Linked DNA regions of Homo sapiens: region 2 is linked to region 1. Evidence: read pairs that join two places in POLR2A ChIA-PET (ENCODE). Cell type or tissue: PC-9. All regions are shown on one strand. Region 1 overlaps RABEP1 (rabaptin, RAB GTPase binding effector protein 1). Region 2 has its middle 19 kb from the start of MIS12.

The links. Peaks named below come from ENCODE experiments on the same cell type or tissue, not always from the same donor. Only the 100,000 strongest peaks of a DNase experiment are listed, where the experiment ranks them.
Region 2: POLR2A ChIA-PET joins it to region 1 with 5 read pairs; 2 of 35 experiments call an interaction of 5 or more read pairs at or near these places.

Annotation. Positions count from the first base shown.
Region 1 is chr17:5,365,590-5,368,089 of GRCh38, forward strand. The region is part of intron 11 of RABEP1 (rabaptin, RAB GTPase binding effector protein 1); the gene reads left to right. Among named protein-coding and RNA genes, the nearest start is that of NUP88, 53 kb to the right of the region's middle. In PC-9, no CTCF peak of the experiment used is centred here; no DNase peak of the experiment used is centred here; H3K27ac peaks cover 747 bases.
Region 2 is chr17:5,503,853-5,506,352 of GRCh38, forward strand. It overlaps a transcript of NLRP1 not described here. Among named protein-coding and RNA genes, the nearest start is that of MIS12, 19 kb to the left of the region's middle. In PC-9, no CTCF peak of the experiment used is centred here; no DNase peak of the experiment used is centred here.

The sequences.
Region 1 (2,500 bases):
AGATACACCAAACATACCAGAACCAACATCTGTGTAACCACCATTGAGATCAAGCAATAGAATATTAGCTGGTACCCCAGAAGCCCTCACTTTCCCCGCACTTACAACTCCCTCCCGACAGGCAGCCACTGTCCTAACTTGTAACACCATTAGATTAGCCTGTGCTTTAACTTTAGAAAATGAAGCCATACGTTCTGTGTTCTTTTGCGTCTGTGTTCCTCCGTTCAACAGTGTACTATTCCTACTCGTGATGCACGGAGTGTTTGTTCATTTTCATTGTTGAATAGTCATATCATTATACGGATATACCGCAATTTATCCAGACTAATGTTGATGGATATTTCAGTTGTTTCCAGTTCTGGGATATTATGAATAATGTTCCTTTGAAATTTTTGTATAGGGCGTGGTGGACATGTTTCTGCAGGATATGTAACTAGGGGTGGAATGCTTGGGTACAAATGTTCAAAATGCCAAATAATTTTCCAGAGTGGTTATACCAGTTTATACCTCCACCAGCAATGTATGAGAGTTCCTGTGGTTCCAAGGTGTGGAAAAATGTCATTTTGTTATTTTAATTATAGCCATTTCGGTGGATGTATAATGGTATTTCACTGTGGCTTAGTTTGCATTTCTCTAATGACCACTGAAGTTACTTAGCATTTTTCATGTTTCTTGGCCATTGGGATTTTCTGTGTGTGAGAGATTCCTGCTCAAGTCTTATCCTCATCTTTTTATTGGGTGGTCTGTTTATTTTACTTTTTTTGGTCTTTAAAAACTGATTTGTTAGGTGTCCTTTATATAATGTTAGAATCTTTTGGTGATAGGTGTTGCAGGTGTCTTTTACTCAGTAGCTTATATTTTTTGTTTTGTTTTTGAGATGGAATCTTGCTCTGTCACCCAGTCTGGAGTGCAGTGGTGCAACTTCGGCTCTCTGCAACCTCTGTTTCCCGGGTTCAAGCAGTTTTCCTGCCTCAGCCTCCTGAGTAGCTGGGATTACAGGCACTTACCACCACACCTGGCTAATTTTTGTAGTTTTAGTAGAGATGGGGTTTCACGTTGTTGGCCAGGCTGGTCCTGAACTCCTGACCTCAGGTGATCCACTTGCCTCGGCCTCCCAAAGTGCTAGGTGTGAGCCATGCACCTGGCCCATCAGTAGCTTATGTCTTCATTAATGGTGTCTTTTAATGAACAGAAGTCCTTAATAATGTAGTCAAATTTGGCCGGGCACGGTGGCTCACACCTGTAATCCCAGCACTTTGGGAGGCCGAGGCGGGCAGATTACCTGAGGTCAGGAGTTTGAGACCAGCCTGACCAACATGGAGAAACCCTGTCTCTACTAAAAATACAAAATTAGCCGAGTGTTTCGGCGCATTCCTGTAATCCCAGCCACTTGGGAGGCTGAGGCAGGAGAATCGCTTGAACCCGGGAGGCGGAGGTTGCAGTGAGCCAAGGTCATGCCATTGCACTCCCGCCTGGGCAACAAGAGTGAAACTCCGTCTGAAAGAAAAAAAAAAATCAAATTTATTAATTATTTCTTTATGGTTTGTGATTTTCCTCCTTTTTAAAAAGGAATCTTTTCCTATGGAGTTATGAAGATATCCTATATTATAGAGGTTTTATTCACATTTATATCTAAAATTCCTCTAGAACTTAGATACACACACACACACACACACACACACAGTGTAGATAAGGGTAAAACTTTTTTGTCTCGCTGTGTCGCCCAGGCTAGAGTGCAGTGGCACGATCTTGGCTCACTGCAACGTCTGCCTCCCAGGTTCAAGCGATTCTCCTGCCTCAGCCTCCTGAGTAGCTGGGACTACAGGCACCCGCCACCACGCCCGGCTAATTTTTTATTTTTAGTAGAGACGGGGTTTCACCATCTTGGCCAGGCTGGTCTCGAACTCCTGACTTTGTGATCCATCCGCCTCGGCCTCCCAAAGTGCTAGGATTACAGGCGTGAGTCACCGTGCCCAGCCAAGGGTAAAACTTTTTTTTAAAAAAAGTATGGATAGCCAATTTCTGTATGACTTGGTGAAAAGATCCACCTTTCCCCCATTGCTCTGTGTAGATTAGTTTCAGAACTATCTTCTGTTCAGTTGGTCTGTTTGCCTTTTTTTTGTGCTAAATTCTGCACTGTGATTTATGTGAAATAAAATTTTCTCTCTTTTTTTTTTAAACCCGAGATGGAGTTTTGCTCTTGTTGCCCAGGCTAGAGTACAGGGTGCGTTCTGGGCTCACTGCAACCTCTGCCTCCCGGTTTTCAAGCAATTCTCCTGCCTCAGCCTCCCGAGTAGCTGGAATACAGGTGCCCGCCACCACACCCAGCTAATTTTTTTTTACTTTTAGTAGAGATGGGGTTTTACCATGCAGGCCAGGCTGGTCTCGAACTCCTGACCTCAGGTGATCTGCCCGCCTCAGCCTCCCAAAGTGCTGGGATTACAGGCATAAGCCACTGCACCCAGCCTGATTTTTTTTTTAAACATCTTTAAACATAGCT
Region 2 (2,500 bases), 140 kb after region 1:
GACAAAGGCTACCTTTAGCTCCTGCTTCTGGGACCTGCCCAGAGTACATACCCCTCTCAGAGGTGAGAGAGGCCTCTTCTAGGGGGATCTTTTCTCCGGTGCTATACTTTGATAGGTTTCCTTCATCCATTTAGGGGTATTTGCCTCTGGAAGAAAGATACACTGTCTGAGTCAATAGGAATCAGAGATTTGAGTCTGCCAGGCCAAAGCCTGGATCTGGACAATGGCCAGTTGATCATGTTGGTGACCCCCTCTATGAGGAATCCTAGGACACACATGGATGATAGCAGCAGCAGCAGCAGCAGCCAATCACTGGCCACCGACTGTGTGCTGGGAACTGTGCTCAACATTTCTGCAGAGATGGTCTCACTTAATTTTCATGACCCCCTAAATTAGGCACCAGTATTTTCTCCAATGTTCCAATGAGGAAACTGAGGCTGAGAGGTGAAGGAATCTAAAATCTGCCACTAATACTGACTGCTGGGGGCCGGGTGTGGTGGCTCACATCTGTAATCCCAGCACTTTGGGAGGCTGAGGTAGGTGGATCACCTGAGGTCAGGAGTTCGAGACCAGTCTGGCCAACATGGCAAAACCCCCTCTCTACTAAGAATACAAAAATTAGCCGGGCATAGTGGCACATGCCTGTAATCCCAGCTACTTGGGAGGCTGAGGCACGAGAATCGCTTGAACCCAGGAGGCGGAGGTTGCAGTGAGCTGAGATCACACCACTGCACACCAGCCTGGGTGATAGACTGAGACTCTGTCTCAAAAAAATTAGAATAGAATAGAATAGAATAGAATAGAATAAAACACTGACTGCTGGGGTTCTAACCCACATCTCTCTGACCCAAGGGTAAGAGGTATACCTCCCAATCCCCTCAGCTACCCACCCCAGGCTTGCTCACCATCAAAGACTGTGCCCTGTTAGCCTTTCCCAGGCCGCATTCTGGGCCTCACCCTGCAGCAAAACAGACTTGTTCCCTTTAGAATGTGTACACAGAGCAAGAGGCAAAATTCACAAAGGCCACTTTTAGCTCGAAGTGTTCATGCCCAGCTGAGGAAACAGGCTTTGGTGGTGGTGGTGGTGGTGGGGTGTATGTGTCAGTGGGTGGGTGGGAGAGAAGGACCTTCTGGGAATCTCTGCTGCCTGGGCTATAGCTATTTGTTATCCTGGAAACCATGGCTGCCGAATTCCTCTCCTGCCAACTTCTAATTTATATGCGTGCCCTGGCTGGGAGAAGGGAAGTCAAGCCAGGAATCTCCCCTTTCCACAGGTCCTCTACCCAAACCCACAGTTGATGGGAAACCTGCAAGTGTATTGCAACCTCTACACTAGGATGTGCCTGGATAAGCCTAGTCACCTGCTGAAGGTGCTGTGGCACTTCTAGCCCAATGCAGGGTCAGCTGCCTGCCCCACCCTGAGAGGCTTCTGGGAGCTCACATCCAATGCTGATCATCCCCGTGCTCCACTCAATCCCCTGCTGGGGTTAGGGGTAGCAATGGTTGCTGAGCAAGGCAGAGAAGGGGAGGCTGAGTAAAGCCTGGGGCTCCACGGGGCAGACAGTGGGAAGCTAAGAACCTGTCTGGGCGCTGTGAGGTGGCACCTGGCAGGTGGGATTCCACATGAGCTGTGGCTCCAAGCCCCCCTACCCTCCCTTCCTGCCCCTATGCATGCTCCAGGTCCCATCAAACTTCACTTACAAAGCACAAATTCAAAGATACAATTATTAAGAGTTTCAAGGCACTGACTGCCACGCATTAAACCCCAAGCATGGGGGCCTACTGCCATTGCACAGGTTGCACTTCCAGGAAGCTGGCCCTACTCACACCCTATCGCAGGCCCAGTTTAGCCTAGCTGGGCACTGATTGCTTCTTCCTGGTCGTTGGTGAGGTTCTACATCAAATGATTAGCTTTCCACAGTGGGTTTTCTCCCACTAGAGAGAACTTAGCGCTTCCAGCATCTCAGCTTCATTCCAGGGCCTAGCAGAGCTCACCACTCTGGACATTTTCATCCTCTTCCCCGTTTTCTTTCACACACACAGACCTCTGCTCTCTACATATGATCTTCCTCAGAGAGAATAGATTTGGTTACTTTTGTTCTGTCCTCTTCTCTTTGTGCCGCTCCTATAGAACAAAAATCATCAAACAGGGCCAGGTGTGGTGGCTCATGTCTGTAATCCCAGCACTTTGGGAGGCGGATGAGGGTGGATCGCCTGAGGTCAGGAGTTCGAGACCAGCCTGACCAACATGGTGAAACCCCGTCTCTATTCAAAATACAAAATTAGCTGGGCATGGGGGTGGGCGCCTGTAATCACGGCTACCCGAGAGGCTGAGGCAGGAGAATCGCTGGAACTTAAGAGGTGGAGGTTGCAGTGAGCCGAGATGGCACCATTGCACTCCAGTCTGGGCAACAAGAACAAAAGTCTGTCTCAAAAAAAAAAAAAAAAATCATCAAACAGCCAATTCAGCAACATCATTCTTCTCCTTCCATTACTCTAT